Regions from separate parts of the Homo sapiens genome. Here region 1 is linked to region 2. A link is a loop called in an ENCODE intact Hi-C map of the cell type or tissue named here. Cell type or tissue: OCI-LY7. All regions are shown on one strand. Each heading gives the region's core, and the rest is flanking DNA. Links, peaks and the distances in the headings are about the cores only. Region 1 overlaps ATOSA (atos homolog A). Region 2 overlaps ATOSA (atos homolog A).

Region 1 (11,866 bases), core at 2,088-10,087, 64 kb after region 2:
CATTTTTATTATTTTCACTCTATGTTAAATGAATAATGTGTAATGTGACATTAGTTATTTTAGGCAGACCAGATGAGTTCTTACTAAGAGTACATTAAATTGAGGACCCTTTGCCCCTTTTTTATATCAGATACTCTGGATGAATATTTTGAATATGATGCAGAGGAGTTCTTGGTCTCTTTGGCCTTGCTGATAACAGAAGGACGAACACCTGAATGTTCTGTAAAAGGTCGAACAGAAAGCTTTCATTGCCCTCCAGCACAGTCTTGTTACCCAGTAACTACCAAACATGAATGTAGTGACAAGCTGGCCCAGGTGAGAATCTTGTGTTGAATGCTTTGTATCTTTTATATAAACTAGTTTATGTTCATCATCACCTTTATTTTATTACAGTTATAATTGTCATATTTCAATGTAAAATTGATCATAATCATAAAGGGAAAAAATCCAAATCCTGGACCATAGCTAATAACCTTGGCTCTCAAATGAGGCTCTTGAAGGCATTGCAGGTAACTCTGCTGATCAGTGGGGAAGTGGGCACCCAATTTCATACCTGCTGTCTCATAAGCTAGATTTAAGACTATCTCTGCTGTTGGATTTTACTTTATTTATTTATATATTTGAGACGGAGTCTCGCTCTGTTGCCCAGGCTGGAGTGCAGTGGCGCGATCTTGGCTCACTGCAACCTCCACCTCCCGGGTTCAAGCAATTCTTCTGTCTCAGCCTCCTGAGTAGCTAGGACTACAGGTGCGTGCCACCACACCAGGCTAATTTTTGTATTTTTAGTAGAGGCGGTGTTTTGTCATATTGGCCAGACTGGTCTTGAACTCCTGACCTCATGATCCGCCCTCCTCAGCCTCCCAAAGTGCTGGGATTACAGGCATGAGCCAGGACGCCCCGTCTGCTTTATTTTGAGAATCTCAGCCCTGGCTCATCCACTTTGTGTTGTTATTCATTTGGTAAATTGATGTTGTTATGATTATTTTCCCTGCATTAACCAATTTCCCTTTTGTATTCCTTTTTTTTTTTAAATGGGAAGATATTTTTTGTTAATGTTTTTGTGTAACATTGTTCAAAATATTTTGGTGTAGTAGCATATAATTTGCTTTAAGAATTTTTCTCCCACTTATTAGTTTCTCAAATGTGATCCAAAATTGTAAACTCTAAAAATCGTGTCTATTTTGAGGCTGGGCGCAGTGGTTCACGCCTGTAATCCCAGCATTTTGGGAAGCTGAGGAGGGTGCATCACGAGGTCAGGAGTTCAAGACCAGCCTGGCCAACACAGTGAAACCTCATCTCTACTAAAAATACAAAACTTCGCTGGGTGTGGTGGTGGGTGCCTGTAATCTCAGCTACTCGGGAGGCTGAGGCAGGAGATTCGCTTGAACCCAGGAGGCAGAGGTTGCAGTGAGCCAAGATGGTGCCATTACACTCCAGCCTGGGAGACAAGAGTGAGACTCCATCTCAAAAAAAAAAAAAAAAAAGATCTTGTTTATTTTGAGCGTTTAATGAAAATGAGTTTTTAATATTTTGGTGTTCGGATTTAAGAAGTAATCTTTCCTGTGAAATGATGAAATTAATAAAGTAGGCAAGGCTGGGCCAACTCAGAGGCCTGTCAGACATTGGATGTAGCAGTTCTTTTTCCACAAGGTAGAGCAAAGATACACTCCTCAAGAAAATTTGCATTATAAATGTTCAATACAGCAGGGGCACTGTGGCTCATTCCTGTAATCCCAGCACTTTGTGAGGCCAAGGTGGGCAGATCACCTGAGGTTAGGAGTTTGAGATCAGCCTGGCCAACATGGAGAAGCCCTGTCTCTACTAAAAGTATAAAAATTAGTCTGGCGTGCTGGCGGGCACCTGTAATCCCAGCTACTTGAGAGGCTGAGGCAGGAGAATCGCTTGAACCTAGGAGGCAGAGGTTGCAGTGAGCCGAGACTGCACCACTGCCCTCCAGCCTGGGCGACAGAGCAAGTCTCAGTCGCAAAAAAAATAAAATAAATGTTCATTACTAATCCTTGCACTCTAGAGCTCACTAAGCATAGATCCGTTATTAAATGAGGAAACCTAGATAGCCAATTCTGAGCAAAGCTCTGCAATAGCTGACTCATTTCTCACACAGATGTCTACTTTACAATGATAATTTTCTATTTTAAACACAAAATTAGGTGGGTTTTTGAGACATTTTGCTTATATTCATTTTCTCTAAGTGCCGCCAAGCCAGACGAACTAGGTCTGAGGTCACATTGTTGTGGAAGAATAACCTTCCAATCATGGTGGAAATGATGCTACTACCAGACTGCTGCTACAGCGATGATGGGCCCACCACAGAGGGAATTGATCTAAATGATCCTGCGATTAAGCAAGATGCATTATTATTAGAAAGATGGATCTTGGAGCCAGTTCCTCGACAGTAAGTTGTTGAACGTAGTTCAAAGTTGTTCTTGGTAAATCAAGTTTTCCATTACTTCTTATAAATTATTTTAATGTATCATGTCTTTGAATTCCTCTATGTAATAAAATTGAGATAGTATTTATATTTGGCACTAAAATGAGTAAATATAGTACTTGCATTTAGTAATTGTGACTTCAAGTGACATCGTAAGTGTATTCCTATGCTCTTCAAAGCACAAATCCTGAGTGATAAGTTTATGGATCTCAGCTTCTGCCATTCTAAAATTCAGTCATTTTGTACTTGCCTACATTTAAATTATGCTTTGTTACTTCCTTAGGAATGGTGACCGATTTATTGAAGAGAAGACGCTTCTGTTGGCTGTCCGCTCATTTGTGTTTTTTTCTCAGTTAAGTGCATGGCTGAGTGTTTCTCATGGTGCTATTCCACGAAATATTCTCTACAGGTATGTCTAGGGCCAAAAAAAAAGGACAGTGCGTATTCAGCCACCTTGGTTAGCAACCGAATGGCATTTTACCTTTTAAATAGATTATTTCCTGCAATTCTAAATGTAAGTGGATAAAATTTACTGAGGTTTTTCAAAACAAGTTAGAGAGATTTGGATTGACTCAATATGAATTTTGTTTGTTGTATTAAATTTGGTATGAATAATATCAAGAGAACTTTTAAGCTTACTTTAGAGAACCAATGGACTTAATGCTGCTATTATAAAGTAGAAAAGTTTTCTGAGCTGCTGAATTTTTATGTTTGACTTAATTTTTGGCATCTTGGATAATGTAAACATATAGGCTGCTAAACAGCTAACTGGCTTTTTAGGCAGATGGCCATGAGATAGGGTGTCTCTTAATCACCTTGCACAATGGAATTAGCTGAATCCATTTATGTGCTAGCAATTACAAAGTCCTTTTTTCTGTTTTAACAAATATTTTTAAGTTATAATATTCTTGAGCTTTAATGCTTAAGTGATCTGGTGTTCTTAAAAAGATCATCTCTTCCAAGCATAAGCTATTATATCACTTACATTGGTTTTATCAGAATTATATGCATGGTAAAGTGGCTAAAAGTAAACCTCAGTGGTAATTAACGCAAACAAAAATAAGTGTATGACTGCTTTACATTTAAAATAATATACAATAATAAGGATCTAACCTTTATAATCCAATAATACAGTATTTTTCTGTGTGATTCTAGAATCAGTGCTGCTGATGTAGACCTACAGTGGAATTTTTCACAGACTCCAATTGAGCATGTGTTTCCTGTTCCCAATGTTTCTCACAATGTTGCCTTGAAAGTCAGTGTTCAGTCCTTGCCCAGACAATCTAATTATCCAGTTTTGACGTGCAGTATTCACACTAATATTGGCCTTTATGAGAAAAGAATTCAACAACATAAACTTAAAACTCATCAGCACCATAACCCAAATGAAGCAGAACAATGTGGTACAAACAGTTCACAGCGTCTGTGTAGCAAACAAACTTGGACCATGGCACCTGAAAGTGTGTTACATGCAAAAAGTGGCCCAAGTCCAGAATATACTGCAGCTGTCAAAAATATCAAACTATATCCAGGCACTGGCAGTAAATCTGACCATGGGACATCTCAAGCCAATATTCTAGGCTTTAGTGGTATAGGTGATATAAAATCACAAGAAACATCAGTGAGAACTTTAAAATCATTTTCAATGGTTGATTCCAGTATCTCTAACCGCCAGAGTTTCTGGCAGTCAGCTGGTGAGACTAACCCTTTAATAGGCTCTTTAATTCAGGAGCGGCAAGAAATCATTGCAAGAATTGCCCAACATTTGATTCATTGTGATCCAAGCACTTCACATGTTTCTGGACGTCCATTTAATACTCAAGAGTCTAGTTCACTCCATTCAAAACTTTTCCGGGTTTCACAAGAAAATGAGAACGTGGGAAAAGGTAAAGAAGCTTTCTCCATGACTTTTGGTAGTCCAGAGTTTAGTTCCCCAGAAGACACCAATGAGGGGAAAATTCGACTAAAACCAGAAACTCCTCGAAGTGAAACTTGTATTTCTAATGACTTTTATTCTCATATGCCTGTTGGAGAGACTAATCCTTTGATAGGCTCTTTACTCCAGGAGCGGCAAGATGTTATTGCAAGGATTGCTCAACACTTGGAGCACATTGATCCAACAGCATCACATATCCCCCGGCAGTCATTCAACATGCATGACTCCAGTTCGGTTGCATCTAAAGTGTTTAGGAGTTCATATGAAGACAAAAATTTGTTGAAGAAAAATAAGGATGAGTCCTCAGTTTCCATTTCTCACACAAAATGTTCCTTGTTAGGAGACATCAGTGATGGGAAAAACTTAGTACCTAATAAATGTTTTACTTCTTTTAAAAATAATAGTAAAGAAAAGTGTTCTTTGAAACATCAAACAAGAAATCAGTGTCAGAACAATCCTAGTGAAATCATCCAAAGTACGTATCAGGAGACACAGAACAAAAGTTCTAGTTTATCAACTTCCTCAATTTTGTCTCAGCACAAAGAAAATAACTTAGATTTGACAAGCAGATTCAAGGAGCAAGAAATGAGCAATGGAATTGATAAACAGTATTCAAATTGCACCACTATTGACAAACAGATTTGTACAAATAAGTATAAGGAAAAAATAATAAATGAGAACTATAATCCAAAATTCTTTGGCAATCTTCAGTCTGATGATTCCAAAAAAAATGACTCAAAAATAAAAGTTACTGTGTTGGAAATGTCTGAATATTTGAACAAATATGAAAGCATGTCCTCAAATAAAGACTCAAAAAGGCCTAAGACATGTGAGCAAAATACTCAACTTAATAGCATAGAGAATTATCTCAATAAAGATAATGAAGGTTTCAAATGTAAAAAGTCAGACCAATTAAAAAATGAACAAGATAAGCAAGAAGATCCAACTAATGAAAAATCCCAAAACTATTCTCAGAGAAGAAGTATAAAAGACTGTTTGTCTACATGTGAGCAACCAAAAAATACAGAGGTATTGGTAAGTAACATCTAATATGTCAAATGTAAGTCTCAAATATTTGTTATGGTTTAAATTTTGTTCACAGGAGATCTGGTTATAAAGGCCCAAGGTTCCATTATCTATAGGACACACAGTCTGATAGAATAATAAACCTACAGAACTAGTATTAACATCCTTGCAAATAACCCACTCTCCTAAGAACAAATGCTAAGTAAATGGAGGAAATAAAGATCATGCTGTTTAAAAAATAGGAAGTGGTACCTTTTTAAAAAACTGTTAATAGGACAGTAATTGTTTTCATGACATGTTAGGTCTATTATTTAGGTCTTTTAGCTCTGTTCTCCCCCTGCTCCCCCATCTTAAAGGCCTCTTTTTCTTCTAGTCAGAAGCACCCAGGCCAGGCACAATGGCTCACAGCCTATAATTGCAACACTTTGGGAGGCCAAGGCAGAAGGATCACTTGAGCTCAGGAGTTGGAGACTAGCCTGGGCAACATAGTGAGACTCTGTCTCTACAAAAAAAAATAAATAAATAAAAATTGGCCAGGCATGGTGGTACATGCCTGTAGGCCCAACTGTTTGGGAGGCTGAGGTGGGGGAATCACTTGAGCCCAGGAGTTGAAGGTTGCAGTGAACTATGATTGTGCCACTGCATTCCAGTGTGGGCAACAGAGTGAGACCCTGTTTCAAAAAAACAGAAACAGAAAAAAACCAACCAACCAAAACAGAAGCACTCAGCTTTTTAATATTTGATTTGTAATTTCAAGAGAATGAATACTATATAATATTTATAAAATACTACTTGGATTTTGTATATTGCTTGTATATAACGTTCAGTTATATTACATATTAGGTTTCTGCAAAAGTAGTTGAAGTTTTTGCCATTGAAAGTAATGGCAAACCTCAGTTACTTTTGCACCAACCTAATAGGGTACTTGGTTCTTTTTGATACTTCACCATATGGGACAGGTAGGACAGTTATGAGGAAACTAGGACTCAAAGAGAATGACATACCAGTAGCTGTACAAAGTCCTTAGTGATTCAACTGGCGCCCCCACCCCAGTCTCTTGACTCCTAATCCAGGCTCCTTTCTACTACCTCACAATAATCAAGGACAAATTTGTGGACTGTACAAGTCCTTGGTTCATTCCTCTTGTTTAGAAAATGAATTAATTCCTCCTGTTGCCCTTTTTTGTTTATTTCAGTACTTATAAACAATTCTTAGAGCAAAAACAGTCAGAAATCAAATTTGTATTAGCTTAATGTATTATTTGTTAGCAGGTCAGACCCAATATTAGCGGTGTGCCCATTGTGCTATGCCATTGGTCAGTTAATGACTTTCAAAGTGTCTATAGGGAAACCACCAAGTTACTGGTCAAAACACCTGAGTTCTAGTCCTGGCTTCATAGTTTAGGCCTTAAGTGACCGTAAATAAGTCGTATTACTTATAAAAACCTGTTTCCTCAATTTTACAAGACTCATGATTAATCTCTTTTGCCTATCTTAGAGTGGTGATAATCAAACAATTTATAAATATTTTGTAGACCTTAATGTACTATATACATAAAAGATATTTTAAGTTATTTTCATTTCATTTGATTTCCTACCAAACCACCTTTTAATTTCTAAAAATCATTAGGCTTCACTTTCCTTTACTTTTCCAAGCAGTATCTCAATTATATGGAAAATTTCTTCTGAAGTACCTTGATCCAAGTCTAAATGACCTAAGTTTGTCTTCTTTATCACTCAAATTAGCTTTCCTGGACAGAGTTTTAAAATTTTGCCATGTTTCCAGTTTATATTTTTCTTCAGAAGATCTCGCTCTAACATGGGGTTTAATCAAATGGTAGTTTCCAATTTTCTAAAAGTATAATTGTCACAAAAACCTACACTGGCCTTAAGAATGTTCGGTTCTTATGATCTTTTCTGTTATCTAATAGGGAGGCTTAAATCTGGCCGTGATATTTTTCAAGCCCACTAAGGTTCATTTTTTTCATGTACCTGTTTTAAATGTAATAAACAATTTACTGTGTGCCCCTTCTGAATATTTTACACATGTTGGCTTACTTAATCCCTCTCACTTTGATATGAAGGTAGGTGCTTTTACTAACTCCAGTTTACAAATGAGGACCTTGAGCTAGGGAAACTATAAAACTTGCCAGGGTCACAAAGCTAATAAATGGTAGAGCCAAGACCCAGAATAGTCTTTTATAATTTTTATTCATGTAATTTTTATGAATTTCTGATCTTTGGGTATAAACTTCTCCAGTCCTTAAGAATTAGCCTGTTTCTTGTATCACGTCAAAAACATAGTGCTGTGACTGCATTATATATAATTTTTAATTTACAGTGTTTCTTATATTTCTGTATCATGTTCCACCAAATTATATCATCTGAAAATGGTTCTTAATATTGACATAGTTTTATATTTTACAATATTATATGAATTTTTCCTGTGAGTACAGTAGTCGCCCCTTATCCACGGTTTCCTTTCCATGGTTTCAGTTACTCATGGTCAACCAGGTCACAAAATAGGTGAGTACAGTACAATAAGATACTTTGAAAGAGAGAAAGACTACATTCACATAACTTTTATTATGGCATATTATTATAATTGTATTTTATTATTATCATTAATCTCTTATTGTACCTAATTTATAAATTAAACTTTAGGATAGGTATGTATAGGAAAAAATATATATATTGTTTTGTACTACACGTGGTTTCAGGCATCCACTGGGGTTCATGGAATATATCCCCTGAGAATAAGAGGGGACTACCATAGTAGTTTTTTCACAAATTGAAATAATCAGGTATTAGTTTGCTAGATGATAAATTCTGAACAAATATGACCATATAAAGCATTTACATTTGGACATGTTTTCTTTAGAACTTAATTTATTCAGCATATTACAGTAACCATTTTAGACATTGTTTTCCAATTGGTATATATATATTGTGTGTAAACATAAGATGTAGATACACAGTTTGAGCATCCCAAATTTGAAATGTTCGAAAATCCCAAACTTTTTGATTGCTGACAAGGTGCTCAAAGGAAATTTTCATCGGAATGTTTCAGATTTGGGATTTTTGCATTTGGGGTGATTAACCAGTAAAGTATATATGATGCAAATACTCCAAAATCAGAAAAAAAATCCAAACTTCTAAACACTTCTAGTCCCCAAGTATTTTGGATAAGGGATATCCCACCTGTATATCACCAGCTTCACCAGCAATACCTCAGAATGTATTAGGAATGAGTCTAAAAACAAAAACACTGTCCAAGTTCTTTAAATGGTATTTAAATATTACAATTAACATCTAATTATTTTCCTAACAGAGGACTACACTGAAACATTCAAATGTGTGGCGAAAACATAATTTTCATTCCTTGGATGGAACTTCAACCAGAGCCTTTCATCCTCAAACTGGATTGCCTCTTCTTTCAAGCCCTGTAAGCATTTTTTTTCTTATCTCATGCTTAGAACTTACATACATCTGAAAGGTTTACAAATAATTTCATTCAAATTTTAATTGAAAAAAATTTAAATATCTTTAAATTTCCAGTAAGGAAACATTTTATTTTTTGATAACACATTTTACAGCTATGTGATAATACAGGAAAAGACAAAAATGTGAATAAAAATGAAATTTATTAGTTATAAAATTTATCTGAAATTCTTTTGCCTCAAATTGTAACTGTTACTAGATGTGAAAAAAACAAAAACCATCAAGTGGATTTGTGTCTTACTGATACCACTAACTGGGTCATCTGCAAGTTAAAACTATTGCTGTTTTTGATTTGGAATCCCTTCACTTAATCATCTTGAGACATATAAATCTCTCCACTCCTCAATTACTAATAGATTTAGAGATCTGAGTGCAGTGGTTAAAAGCATCACTTTGGAGTCACACTGAATTCCCCCTAGTTATGCAACACAATCTCTTGGAGTCTCAGTTTCCTCATATGTAAATCAGGATGATAATGTCTACCTTAGTGTTGTGAGGATGGTTAGTATCATCCCTCTTGCATGTAAGCAGTCAGTAGTTAGTTGGTATGGCTACCATTTCAGTTAAACTTGAGGCAAGCAGTAAATTGTATAGCAGAACTAAAAATCCGTGTAATTTGCCACAAACGTATTTTTAGTTGTATGTGTTTTTTAGTAACTAAAAGAATACAGTATCTCGCGTATGTTCAAAAAATAATTATTGAACAATAGATGTAGAATTTAAATGTATAACTTGGAGCTCAGTCTTCTATTTTAGAAAAGTTGAAGTCCAAACAACTTTAAAAAATTCCAAATGGATTTTGTTGTTTTTTGTATTTTTAGTAGAGACGGGGTTTCACCGTGTTAGCCAGGATGTTCTCGATCTCTTGACCTCGTGATCCGCCCGCCTCCGCCTCCCAAAGTGCTGGGATTACAGGCGTGGGCCACGGCGCCCGGCCATGTTTTTTCAAATTCTTATGGGTACATAATAGTTGTATATATTTACAGGGTACGTGTGATGTTTTGATACAGGCATACAATGTGTAATAATCAAATCGGAGTAAATGGATTATCTATCACTTCAAGGCTTTATCATTTCTTTGTGTTAGGAACCTTCCTATTTCACTCTTACTTTTAAATATACGATAAATTATTGTTAACTTTAGTCACCCTGTTTTGCTACCAAATACTAGATCTTATTCATTGTGTCCAACAGTGTTTTTGAACCCATTAACCATTCCCACTTTATCCCTCCCTCCTCACAACTCTTCCAAGCCTCTGGCAACCATCCTTATACCCTTTATCTTCATTAGTTCAAATGTGTTTGTTAAGCTCCCCCATATGAGTGAGAACATGGAATATTTGTCTTTCTTGCCTGGCCTATTTCACTTAGCATAATGTCCTTCAGTTTCATTCATATTGTTGCAAATGACAGGATTTCATTCCTCTTATGGCTGAATAATATTCCATTGTGTATATACTACATTTTCTTCATTCATCTATTGATGGACACTTAGGTTGCTTCCATATCTTGGCTGTTGCAAATGGTGCTGCACTAAACATTGGAGTGCAGCTATCTCTTTAATATACTAATTTCCCTTTTTTTTCCTTAAGATATATGCCCAGCAGTGGGATTGCTGGGTCATATAGTAGTTCTATTTTTAGTTTTTTGAGGAACTTCCATAGTCTTCTCCACAGTAGCTGTACTAATTTACATTCCCACTAACAGTGTATGAGGGTTTCCCTTTTGTTCCATCGTTGCCAGCATCCGTTATTGCCTGTCTTTTGGATAGAAGTCATTGTAACTGGAGTGAGACAACATCTCATTATGGTTTTAATTTGCATTTCTCTGATTAGTGGTGTTGAGCATTTTTTCATATATCTGTTGGCCATTTGCATATTGTCTTTTGAGAAACGTCTGTTCAGATTTTTTTTGTCCATTTTAAAATAAAAACTCCAAATGTTTGACCTACCTAAGAGGTGATTTAAAATGCCCAAGTGATCAGGGAAGAAATTTTCAGCGTCTTGCTGGTGTAAAAAGCACCACAGACTTCTGGTCAATATGGTAGACTAAGTCAATACAGGAAGACATTTGCCCCTTCCCCCACACAGAGATTCTGGAAGAAGTATAACTTCCAAATGCATAATGTTATGTAAGAGCAAGAAAGAAAAATTCCCAAGGTGTAACCTGGGGCAAATTTTGGTCCGCTAGGATATTTGAACCTAAAATAGCACTAGGGTTCAGTTCCCCTGCTGAGAACAGGAATCAAGGCTGCAAGTCTGTAACAATCTTATCTGAGACCAGATTCTTCATAAAGCCAGGCACAGGGAAGACTGGCCTTCTATAAATGAGAGAGGGGGAAAATGTATCCATCTATTTACTCGGGTGGAGTAGTACATGGGAGAAAAAGAAGCACCTGAAAGAAATTGTACCTAAATCTAAGCCACACATGGTAGGGGTTCTGAATTTATACTACCTATGAGATTCAGAGATGTCTAGCTAAGAAATAGCCATAAAAACTAAATTGGAACCCATGAAATCCATCTAGTATTAGTAGGGGAAACATGAAACTATCCCACATCTATAACCCAGGGCAGTGAGGATTTATTTTTATAGCAAATACGTCTTACTGAAGATGACCTTAGAGGAAAAAAAATTACAAAGCACCTTAAAAGAATCAGCAGGAGCAAGAAATGGGAGGATGCACATATAGGAACTCTGTTATCAGAGCAATTTGAGAGTTAAAAATAACTGTTTAAAGTATTCTGGGAGATAGATGAAGGCAAAGATAGGGAATTTAGATGAAAGAATGTGGATTTGAACTAAATAGAAATTCTAGATATGAAAAATGCATGAAGTGTATACACACACATGCATACACATACAGATGAATTAAACAGCAAACTAGGATCGGCTCAATAGAGATTTTGTGAGTGAGTAGACAAATATTTAGGAAGCACCTAGAATGAAGCACAA
Region 2 (11,866 bases), core at 2,253-10,252:
AAGCCGTAGAATCAGCGGCGAGCCTGTTGAAAGAACCCACAGGTGCATTTCACAGCACTCTGGGCGAAAATTGGATGTGAAAATGAAGCCAGACCGAGGTAAATGATTTGTTTAAGTAGGGCTTGTTCCCCCACCCCCTTCTTTTCTATGCCTCAATTTAGAAGTGTTAACCTAATTCTGCAGTAGGATCAACTATTTCTGTATCATATGTGATTATCTGTTTTTGTGACAGATTCCAGCTGGTGAGGTAGAGAAAGGCATATGGAAGAGAAGGTTAAGCGTTTTTACAAAAGTGCTTCTGAAGCACTAGCTTCAAGAGAGATTCTAGTGTATCTCAAAATGAAAGTAAAGAATGGTATTTGTATCTGTTGCCACAATACAGGTATCATTTTAGAGTTGTACTTGCTCGTTTTTAGGTAGTCAATCTAACTTCAACTTTCAAGAAGTTCATAAGCTTTTTAAACTTGAATGTGAACTTGATAAAATGAAGAGAAAACTTAAGCTTGAGTTGACAACTGTTATTTTATTACTACTTTGATTAGTTGATTTTTGTGCTTTAAGCAAACTCCAAAAGTTTGCAGAGTACTCCAGTATTCAATATACCAGCATATGGACAGTTTGGGCCACTGAAATCCCTGGTGATAAGTAAATGTCACTTCTTTTCTAAACCTGTATTTTCAGGATTTATAAGAATAATATATACACTGCTTTTCAAGGACTTCAAGGTAATTCTTTATCAGTCTTCTGATTAATGGCAAGAACCAATTTTAGAAGATGTTAATATAGTAGTGGTTAGTAGTGAGAGCTTTTCAGTCAGATATGAGTTTGATTCCAAGGAACATTGTGAAGTGGGGATTATTTTATTTGGTAGGGGGCTGGACTAGATGACAGATTTCCTTCCAAATCCAAGTCTTTAGGATTGGAAATGTTAATTTATCCTACGAATTAGATGCTTATTTTAAAATTTATATATATTAAACTGGTTGTTTTTCCATATATTTTTTCAAAGTGATTAGACAAATTTTCTGGGTAAAATAGGTCTATTGAAATGCACCAGAAGGAATTGGAGAAAACCATACTTAATTTAGTGATTTAAATTAGTTTTAGGTGTTGGCTATTACATACAATCAGGCAGCAGCTATGTATGTATCAAGTATTAGTAAGTGTATTGCTCCTGAGCAGGTTCCTTGTGTAGAATGCCAAGTTTAGATTTTTAGATTACATCAATCACTTTGGAAAAATGGCACCAAGGTTAGTAATTGATTCTCAGAATAAACAAGCAAATAAAATCAAAGTCACTATTTATTTTGAATTGTTGTGAAAAGTTGCTTTACAGTCATAAGCAGTTTTAAAAATAGTATTTGCAGCCAAAACTAGTGTTAAACACAATAAAATGTTTAGTTACGTACTGATATAGATTTTTAGGGGAAACAAATTTATTCATCAAGATTTCCAAAGAAGTTTTCACCTTAAAAATTGTAGCTTTCTTTAGCATTCTCAGGTAAAGATGATGGGATTGTGAGTTTAGTATTGTGATTATATTCCATAATAATAACATAAACCTTTAGACCCATGGCTTTTTTTTTCTTTTACTAAAACCAGTGTAAGTAATCTTTTACTTAGCAAACTAGTACAGAAATATTGAAATAAGCTTTTCACAAACGTACTTACCCTTACTGTGCGCAATGTAATGTTGTATTTTCTATTCTATTTCACGTTTTGAAAAATTGCTGTCACCACCCATTGAATTGATTTCTTCACCAATTAATGGGTCATGATGACCTGCAATTTGAAAGGCAGAGTTATGGACAACTCTTAACGAGAAAACAGTTACACTTCATTTTTTTTTTTAAACTACATTGGTGTCCAAAGAACTATCCTATATAAATGAATTTTCTGGATAATTGAAACTTTTTAAACGTCAAAATATTTTTAGTTGTAATCATGATATGTGGAGACATTTAAAAAATGTTCACGCTTCTGGTTTGAGATTTTTTTGTCTCTAGTTTAAACCATCTCAGCCTATCTTTTTTTATTCTGATTTTTATGTTCCCTGGCTGTCAACAGTTTTTGTTGTTAATATATTTATCCTTGTCACCTTTTAATTTTCCTGCTTTTAGTCTCTGAGCTAGATAATTAGATAACCGTACTTAACACTAAGTTTTCTCTCTTTTTTTTTCTTTTTCTTTTTTTTTTTTGAGACGGAGTCTCGCTCTGTCGCCCAGGCTGGAGTGCAGTGGCGCAATCTCCGCTCACTGCAAGCTCCGCCTCCCGGGTTCACGCCATTCTCCTGCCTCAGCCTTCGGTAGCTGGGATTACAGGCGCCCGCCTCCACGCCCGGCTAATTTTTTGTATTTTTAGTAGAGACAGGGTTTCACCGTGTAAGCCAGGATAGTCTCGATCTCCTGAGCTCGTGATCCGCCCGCCTCGGCCTCCCAGTGTGCTGGGATTACAGGCGTGAGCCACCGCGCCCGGCCTAACACTAAGTTTTCTATAAGATGAACATAAATAGGAGAACTTCTCAGATGCTCATTCAGAGTGTGAGTAAAGTGTGGATTTTAATGTAGAGACTCAGATTATAGTTTTGTGAAAGACAGCTGTGCTTCAAAGAGTTAAAGTTTCTAAATAAATACAATAGCCTCTTATCGTACATGATTGGGTGTGGTAGTTGGTTGGCTAACTGTAAAAGTTTAAGGTGGGGGTCAGGAAAAATGCCTTAATTCTTTTTCTATTGGCTGTTTTTATGGAAGGTGTGGGGAGCATTGGTCAATTCTGCTCCCTACAGCCTCCATAAAAACAAACTGATAGCCAATAGAAAAAAATTATCTGAAGGTCAGGAGTTTCTACTGTACTTTGAAATAAGATGTTATGGTATAGCATGATAGATTTCACAATAGTCGATAGTATTTTACTGTACGATAGTATTTTACTGTACTGTAAAAAAAATTAATTTTAAGCAATAATATAACATTACTTGGGTAACACTGCCAAAGATGAGTCTTAGATGTTGTCATTAGCAGACCTGTGTTTTTATACTTGTTCCATTACTTGCTTGCTCTCTAATCTTCATCACATAATCTCTGAGAGTCTCAGTTTCCTTGTCTGTAAAATGGGAATAATTCCAACTTCTCACAGTTAGAATGAAATATGACCGTGCTTGGCACATAGCAGATATTAAATAAATAATATCGTTTATTATGTTAAATAAACATTACAAATGCTTATATATTGGTTATATAAGCTTATATATAAGCATTACAAATGCTTATATACTGGTTATATAAGCTTATATATAAGCATTACAAATGCTTATATATTGGTCAATTACAAGATATACTCAACAAAGGTAAATAAATAATGAAATGTTTAATAACCTAATGCTATTTTGTTCTGTTTTGCATTGATAGTGTTCAAACTGCTAAGGCTCGAGCAGATTAATAATTTTTTAATATATAGTTATCTGAGAAAATATAAAAGCTACAGAAGGATACTTGCAGTATATGTATAATGTATTTATATTGTCATTTGCTATTACAATTATGGCTTCTATATGTAGAGGATGACATGGGTGGACTAAGCTTTCTGGAATAATTAGATTTTTAAGTGATGTTAACAGCTGACTAGAGCTGGGCAGCTGGAAAATTTAATGTTATTCCACCTTTGACTCAAGGATGTACAAGTTTGGACCTGGTTCTAGACCTGTGTGTATATTGAATACCTGGTGTTTCAAGAGAAGTCTAAGGTGTGGTCCACGGCCTGTTGCGGTGGCTCATGCCTGTGATCCCAGCACTTTGGGAGCCCGAGGAGGGTTGATTGCTTAGAGCTTAGAAGTTCGAGACCACCCTGGGCAACATAACAAGACCCTATCTCTATTTAAAAATAAATAAAATGTGGTCTTAGTGTAGAGGTAATTAAAAACATATTAGGTTATGTTCTAAATGTATTTCTAATTTTGTATTTTTAATATCTGAGCTTAATCAAAACTGCTATGAAAGATTAAGACCTATAAAATAAATCATAAATTAGTAATTTAAATCTACTGTTTTAATTCATATTTAAAAACATTGTAGGCTGTTGATCTTTAAGTTAAAACTAGTAGTGCAAAATCTGTTCCACAAACAAAACACCACACTATTTTGTGGTTTTTGTTTTTGAGGTTAAAATAGAGAAGTGCTTAGTTTTTTCCTCCATTTGGCTATATTACAAATTTAGACATTAGCCTTAGAATTTCAGTGGCTTATGAACTTAACTATAGCATAATGCAACCCTGTTAACCTCAAACAATTCACTCCTGGGCAGGTGAAATAGGAAAGAAGTGTTAAGGACTAGAAAAATGTAGCAAAGCAATTAGGTGCATTGCTTGCTAAGAATAGTTCATTGTTAGTTGATGTAAATCAAACAAAAGAAATGGCAGATGTTGGAGAAGAAATACTGACTAGATTAAATAAAGCGGCCTTTTGCTAAATTCCCAGGTAGAGGTGGTCATGATAGTATGAGTAGCAACAGCTAATACTTGTTCATACTATGTGCCAGGCACTGTCTTAAGTACTTCACATATATAACTCATTTAATCCTCACAGATACTCAAGGAAATAGATGCTATTGTCATCTCTGTTTTATGGATAAACGAAACTGAGTCATAGAGAAGTTTGGTAACTTACCCAAGGTTACACAGCTAATAAAAGGGCAAGCTCAAATGTGAAGTGAACTTGAGCATATGCTCTTAAGCTCCCTGACTGGTAGCAGTAAGTAATGTTAAAATACCATAAGATTTTGGGACCAAAGTGGTTTAAAAATACTTGAGGAAAACTCCAAACAGGTATTTGGTAAGTATTGTGATCTTGGAAAGCTGCTTGTCCTCTCTGCCTCAGCTTTATCTTTACAATAGGGAAAGTAATAGTACCTCAGCTCATGGTTATTTTGAGGATTAAATAAGTTAATGTGTGTAATATGCTTAAAACAGTGGCTGGCACTTAGCATTCAAATGTAAACTGCTATTATTTTTGGACATTTTCTAAAGAAGAAACCAGTCAGTTAGTGAAAGCTGAGGAAGACAAAAGGGGGCTAATTCAGCTGCATGTTTTGTATATTCAGTGTGATCACAAGTTAAAAGCTGGCTACTGTTGTTCTTTCATCCATTTATGTTGATGAGTCTTGGCATCAGTAGCTGTCAAATAATCAATGGCTTGATACAACTTCTGAGATTCAGATACTAAAGGGGTTGACGTAGAGATACCCCATCTATGTTTTTGCCTGTCATCCAGTAAGAAGGAAATGATTCAGTGGACTAAACCCTGTCATTTCTTTGAAGAATGAGAAAAAAAAGATAATTGGAAGGCAGAACTGAAAGGCAAATGTGTATATAAGGAGAGTGACTTAAAAATTGATTTTCTCTTCAAGAACTGAAGAAACCCATGGGGTCTGAGCCTTCTGCATTGTGAACAAATATAGAAAAAAATTAGTTGTTAAAGAATATTTATATTCTTTTGCCTTTCTCGCCTTTGGATCTAATTATGAAAATGTTTTCACCCTTTTTGAGGCTGGGGATTTTAAAAACTGGAAATATTAAACTCAGACTAACAATACTGGTTTTTTTTTTTTTGGATAATGAAAAGGCAAAATTGTAGTACTTGGAAACAGTACTTCTTAGTAGGTAAACCAAAGTCAATTTGTTAATAGTTAATTCTATCTTTGCTCAAATAGGTGAAAAATCAGAAGAGTTCCTCATGTTAGACTTTTTCTTTTTCTTTTTCATGGGATGGGGTCTTACTGTGTCACTCAGACTGGAGTACAGTGATGCAATCATAATTCACTGTAGCCTCCAACTCCTGGGATCAAGAGATCATCCTGCTTAAGCTTCCAGAGTAGCTGGGACTACAGGTGCACGCCACTATGCCTGGCTAATTGTCTTTTTTTTTTTTTTTTTTTTTTGAGAAATGGGGTCTCACTATGTTGCCCAGACTGTTCTCATTCTCCTGGGCTCAAGCAGCCCTCCTGGCTCAGCCTCTCAAAGTGCTGGGATTACAGGTGTGAGGAATTGCACCTGGCCCAGACTCTTATTAAAGTAAAACAGGATGGAATAGGTAAAAAATGCCAGCAGATAATCAAAATATTAGCCTAAGAGCCCATGTGTAATACCACAATTCCTAGCAATAATTTGAGTTGAGCTTTCTCATATTTTCCTTTCCATGTAAAAGATACTCATCTCTTCCCCTTGTTTACCATATCCAGCCCCACTAGCTGCCTTTTAGGTTTTTGATTACCACTTAGGATCTGGTATGCGAAATTCCTTCTGCCTAAAAAGCCTTTCTCCCCAGTCATCACATTGGTGTCTCCTTGTTGTTCTTTTGTTATAGAACTTAACCGTCATTTTTTCAGAGAGGTTTTCTCTCACTACCCTATCCAAAGTGCTCAGTGAATGTTAATTGCTGTCATTTATTAAATGAGATGTCCCTTGTTATTCTTTGTCTGAGCAGCCTGTATTTCCTTCATAGCATTGACCACATTTTGTAATTTCTTTTGTTTATTGTCTGTCTCTACAGCTAGATTTTAAGTTTTGTGAGTCCGGAAACCTTGTCTCTTATTCACACCTGTATTCCCATCATTTAGTAGGCAGTCTTGTACATGGTAGGTGCATAGGTGTTTAATACATATTTGTTAAATGAAAGAATGACTTGTATGTCTCAGTATTTGTGGAGCAGATAGGAATAGGAGCAGCTGGGTAGCAATATTTGATTGTTTTACTGATACCAGCTGAACTTCTGCCAATTTAGGGATTGGTTTGAATTAATGACTGTTAGGCTGTTATCACAATTTTATACTTAATTTTTTGAAAATACAGTTAAGGATACTATCCATAACTTAAATAAAGGTTATATTTCTTAATTAATCATATCTTATTGAATTAAAACACTATAAAATATCTTAAAAGTAGGCAAAAGCCATTTAGTGACAATGGTTTCCAGTTTATATACGTCTAACAAATGATTCATACACAGACATTTGCTAGAAGCTCTCTGATGTCCACCCCCTGTGCTGAATTTGCTCCTATTGCTGTTTCTGAGAGAGAGGGAGAATGTCTGTATGTTCAAATTGGTAAACCTCAGGTTTATGAATATAAGAAAGTACAAGTCGGATAGACTAATGGAAAAAAAACTCAAAGGATTTAGAGTTTAGATTTGGGACCCATTCTTGGATTAAGTCCCAAACCTGTTTACTTATCTGTAAGATGTAGCTGGCTAAGGGTGTTGCTTCTGAGCTTCAACTAAGATAATATGTCAAAGAACATAGTAAGCCATGAGATGCTATATAAATGTGGACTAATTTACTCTGTGGGCAGGATTATTTGTATAGATGTGCAAAGGGCCAGGTCTTCCCAAATACAGCCAGCTGCATCTTAGTTGGTGCTATTCACACAGTATGAGGATTTTATTACTTTTAGTTTCCTCTTGCTATCCTGACAGAAATTATACCAACTAGAGATTCACTTGGATTAATAAATGTATACTTAGTTATACATTTTTCGAGGACTGTTGAAATGATGGTCATATTTTAGTTTAAATGGTTTCCTTTTAGCAGCGTACTATAATGCAAGAAAAGTTAAGACACTAAGCTTTTAGGATCAAATTTGGATTGAAATTCTAACTTCGGAACTTACCAGCCAAATTACCTTGAAAAAATTACATAGCCTTTCTGAACAACGGTTTTGTTTTTTGCTCTAATACCGTCAACCTTAAGCCTTGTGGGAAAGGTAAACTGAGAACATATGGTTTGGCACTTAACATACGCCTAGCACTGGGTAGGGATTGCTAAATGGTTTCCTCTGCTAACAAGAATACACAGCTTGGAACAGCTGCACTGAGGAAATGAGTGTTTCAGAACTCCGTTTTGAAAACTGGTTGGAACAAGCATGAAAGATCAATGGACACTTATGTCACTGTCAACCTTGTCTTCTGAAATATACAATAACATAGAAAAAAGTCAAAACCAGCATTGAACTACCCAATCTTTAATGCAAATGCAATGGAGAGGGAAAGTAGGCAAATTGGAACACAGCCCACTATTTCTGGGTGATAGTAGACCCTAATGAACAGTTTAGAGCAGCATCAGGGCAGAGAGTGAGGCAGAGGTGGGAACTAGAAAGAGGCTGATGGAAAATAGAGTGGTGAGATGTTGCCCAAAACTGCTTTTTTCTTTGTTTCAGAGTATTACCTAGGATTGATTCAGTGCTTGGAGCATGGCCCTTCTGCTTCCATGACCCAGAATTTAGATTTGTTCCATGATGCTGCAAGATGGCCATTATAGGTTAAGAAACCTTTGGTAGACTCTTCTGGGAATCTAATCATAACTCATATTGCTTGTCAGTAATATTTAAGCCTAAATAATGGTCAGACTTAAACATATCCCCTTTGGGAACATGACCAATCTGTATTTGGGAATAAACAATATTTAAAGTTTTCATATTTTGGTTTCCCACTTAACCAAATGTATATTCCTGAATGGAATTAATTTAGCGTCAGTATCTGAAATTAGGCTATTTGTAAAACTTTATCCTAACATCTAGAAAGTGCATTTACATTTTTCATCAAATTAGCAATTTTCTTTTGTGAAGAGAGATCATGGTTTGTGAGAGAGATCATTGGCCATTTCTACTTAAATTTATAACAGTAAGAGAATGTATAATTTTAGCCCTTGATATTGGCAAACTTCTTTTTGTTTATTTTGGTCTTAAAATAACTTTAAAGGTCTATATCATATTTGGTGTGTTTGACAGAAGGATGCTGATATACAAAAAATTATTCATTTTATGAAAGAACTAACCATAGGATTTCTCTAAGTTACCCTACTTTGCTTGCTCTACAATTATTATAATTAAAAATTTCAGGCCAGGCGCGGTGGCTCACGCCTGTAATCCCAGCACTTTGGAAGGCTGAGGTGGGCGGATCACAAGATCAGGAGATCGAGACCATCCTGGCTAACAATGGTGAAACCCCATCTCTACTAAAAAAATACAAAAAAATTAGCTGGGTGTGGTGGCAGGCGCCTGTAATCTCAGCTACTCTAGGACTGAGGCAGGACAGTGAGGCAGGAGAATGGCGTGAACCGGGGAGGCGGAGCTTGCAGTGAGCCGAGATTGCACCACTGCACTCAAGCCTGGGTGACAGAGTGAGTCTCCGTCTCAAAAAAAAAAAAAAAATTTCAAACCCACAGAAAAGTTGAAATACTACAATTAACATCCATTTACCTTTTCATAGATTAATTGTGACCATTTTACAACTTTTGTTTTATCTCCATATAAGTAGGTGGGATGGGTGGGTGGGCTAGATAGACATGGAGTTTTGTTGTCTGTTTTTTTCTATTTTTAATGCAAAGCCTTTTTGTTTATTTCAAACTGGTACTTTTTTCAGTTGACACATTGCAATTGTATATATTTATGAAGTCCAGTATGATGTTCCAATACATATATATGTTGTGTAAATAATTAAATCAGGGTATTTAGCATATCTTTCACCTCATGCACTTATGATTTCCTTGTGGGTGGGAACATTCAAAAGCCTCTTCTAGCTATTTTATAATATATAATACTTTAGGGTTATCCTTAGTCATCCTACTATGCAGTAGAACACCAGAATTTATTCCTCCTATCTAACTGTAATTTTGTATCTGTTGATCAACCTCTTCCTATTCTCTCCTTCCCCTTACCCAGTTTCTGGAAACCACTGTTCTACTCGCTACTTCTATGATAACAGCTTTTTTTTAAGATTCCACATAAGTGAGATCATGCAGTATGTGTCTTTCTGTGTCTGGCTGATTTTACTGAACACGATGTCCTCCAGGTTCATTTATGTTGTTGCAAATGACAGTATTTTATTCCTTTTGTGGCTCTATAGTATTCCATTATGTGTGTGCGCACGTGTGTGTACCACATTTTCTTTATGGACACAGATTGATTCCATATCTTGGCTATTGTGAATAATACTGCAATAAATATGGGAGTACAGATATCTCTTCAACATGCTGATTTCATTTCCTTTGGGTATATATGCCCAGTAGCGGAACTGCTGGATGATATGGTAGTTCTGTCTCTGATATTTTGAGGAATGTCTATACTGTTTTCCGTAATGGCTGTAATAACTTACAGTCTCAACCATGTGTAACTGTTCCCTTTTCTCCACATCCTTGCCAACACTTGTTTTCTTTTGTCTTTCTTTTGTCTCCAGCCATTCTAACCGGAGTAAGGTTTTATCTCATTGTGGTTTTGATTTGCATTTCTCTGGTTATTAGTAATGTTGAACATGTTTTCATATACCTGTTGGCCACTTGTGTAAGTTGCAGATGTCTTGACACTTCAGCCCCAGATACAACATGTATCCAGCAGTATGCTACAGCTGGCAGGTACTGGCTTGCAAAAGCCGATTGTGTATATTTCATTTCAACTCTTCACCTAGTTGGTTACTTGAAATCAGCCATGGTAATGGTATTTATACCATGGAAATTGGCAGTGCTACAAACCAAGGCCTTTTTTCCTCTCTGAGCCAGCCGTTAAACATTTACGGCCATACCACTGCATGTGTCTTCTAAAAATAAAAGTATTCTTCTGTATACCTGCAATACAGTTACTGCATTCAATCTAATACTTACATAGTACTAATATCTAATATACAGTTTATACTCATATTTTCCTAGTTGTTCCAATAACATCTTTAGTCACATTGCCTTTTAAAGTTGTACATTGCTTCCTTTTACAGAAATGGAGTTAGACCCTGATGTTAGACAACATTTACAAAAGTTTTGGAGTATGCCATAAGAATATGATAAAAAATTAGATCATGTAAATAGAACAGCTAATTAATATTTTAGTAGATTTTTCCTCTAGCTTTTAAGTATTTAGGCAAAATGGATTAAAGAGAAAAGTGAATATTGTTGAAATCCCAGATTTTATTCCATTGATAACACATTAAACAATTATATTTTTAAACCTAAAGTCTCAGGCTGACTGACCTCATTTCCTGGTGATTTCCAAGGTTCCCTGCAGTCTAGCCATATTAGTCCTGTTATTCTTCAGTCACTACAAGCACATTTGACACTTTGGGGCCTTTATATTTGATATCTTCGCTCAGAATATAAGTCTCCTGGCTCTTTTTTTTTTTTAACTTGGCTTTCTGCCATCAAAGAAGCCTTCTCGGACCATCCTTCAAAGAGTACAGCTAATTCATTCTCCCTTTACTCTGCGTTACTCTCTTCATAGTCCTTACATTGTTTAATCTGGTATTCTGTGTTTATTTCTTTTCCCCTCTCCCCAACAGGAATATAAGCTTCATGAGGGCAGGGAAGGGATTTAGTGGCATTTGTTCACTGCTGCATTTCCCCATACACAGACAGGTACCTGGCATTTAGTGGCTCTTCAATAAATGTTTAGTGTTGAATGAACACTTGGCATGCATTTTAATATCTTTGTGGTGTAGCATAAAACTTATTACTTGACAACGTTATGCATTCTCTTTTCTGAGATTTGTTAGTTTAGTAACCCTAAGATCTAATTCTCCAGTGTCAAGTTTTTTGCTTCTAAATGGAAATGTTTATGCCCACTTCACAAGGTTATTGGGGGATCAAATGAGATGTTATACATGAACTCCCTATATACAAGATAGAGTGCTATGTAAATATAAGTAGTTGTTCATTCTCTAAGCATTTATGTTTACTTATCAGGTATTGTGCGAGGTTCTGGAAACATACAGATGAATAAGTCAGCAGGGTACTGTGTGTGAGTCTGGGGGGCAACTAGAAAAATTCTTGACTCCTTTGGAAATGTCTCTTGCTAATGTAGTGTTTGTAGTTTGAGGAATCATGGCCTCAGATATATTGG

The links. A loop is a pair of places that touch in the nucleus more often than their neighbours do. Peaks named below come from ENCODE experiments on the same cell type or tissue, not always from the same donor. Only the 100,000 strongest peaks of a DNase experiment are listed, where the experiment ranks them.
Region 1: a loop joins it to region 2, with 2.1 times the contacts of the local background. A loop is called at or near these places in 8 of 110 quality-filtered maps.

The regions. Positions count from the first base shown.
Region 1 is chr15:52,602,122-52,613,987 of GRCh38, reverse strand. It overlaps ATOSA (atos homolog A), which reads left to right. Exons shown (of 13, transcript NM_001385016.1): 3 at 131-315; 4 at 2,211-2,413; 5 at 2,733-2,858; 6 at 3,605-5,420; 7 at 8,742-8,855. Among named protein-coding and RNA genes, the nearest start is that of ARPP19, 39 kb to the right of the region's middle. RefSeq lists an enhancer at 1,391-1,890. In OCI-LY7, for the core only: no CTCF peak of the experiment used is centred there; no DNase peak of the experiment used is centred there.
Region 2 is chr15:52,666,238-52,678,103 of GRCh38, reverse strand. It overlaps ATOSA (atos homolog A), which reads left to right. Exons shown (of 13, transcript NM_001385016.1): 2 at 1-98. The coding sequence starts at 83. Among named protein-coding and RNA genes, the nearest start is that of ATOSA, 7.2 kb to the left of the region's middle. RefSeq lists enhancers at 1-20, 6,011-6,512, 10,124-10,203. In OCI-LY7, for the core only: no CTCF peak of the experiment used is centred there; no DNase peak of the experiment used is centred there; H3K4me3 peaks cover 2,073 bases; H3K27ac peaks cover 1,003 bases.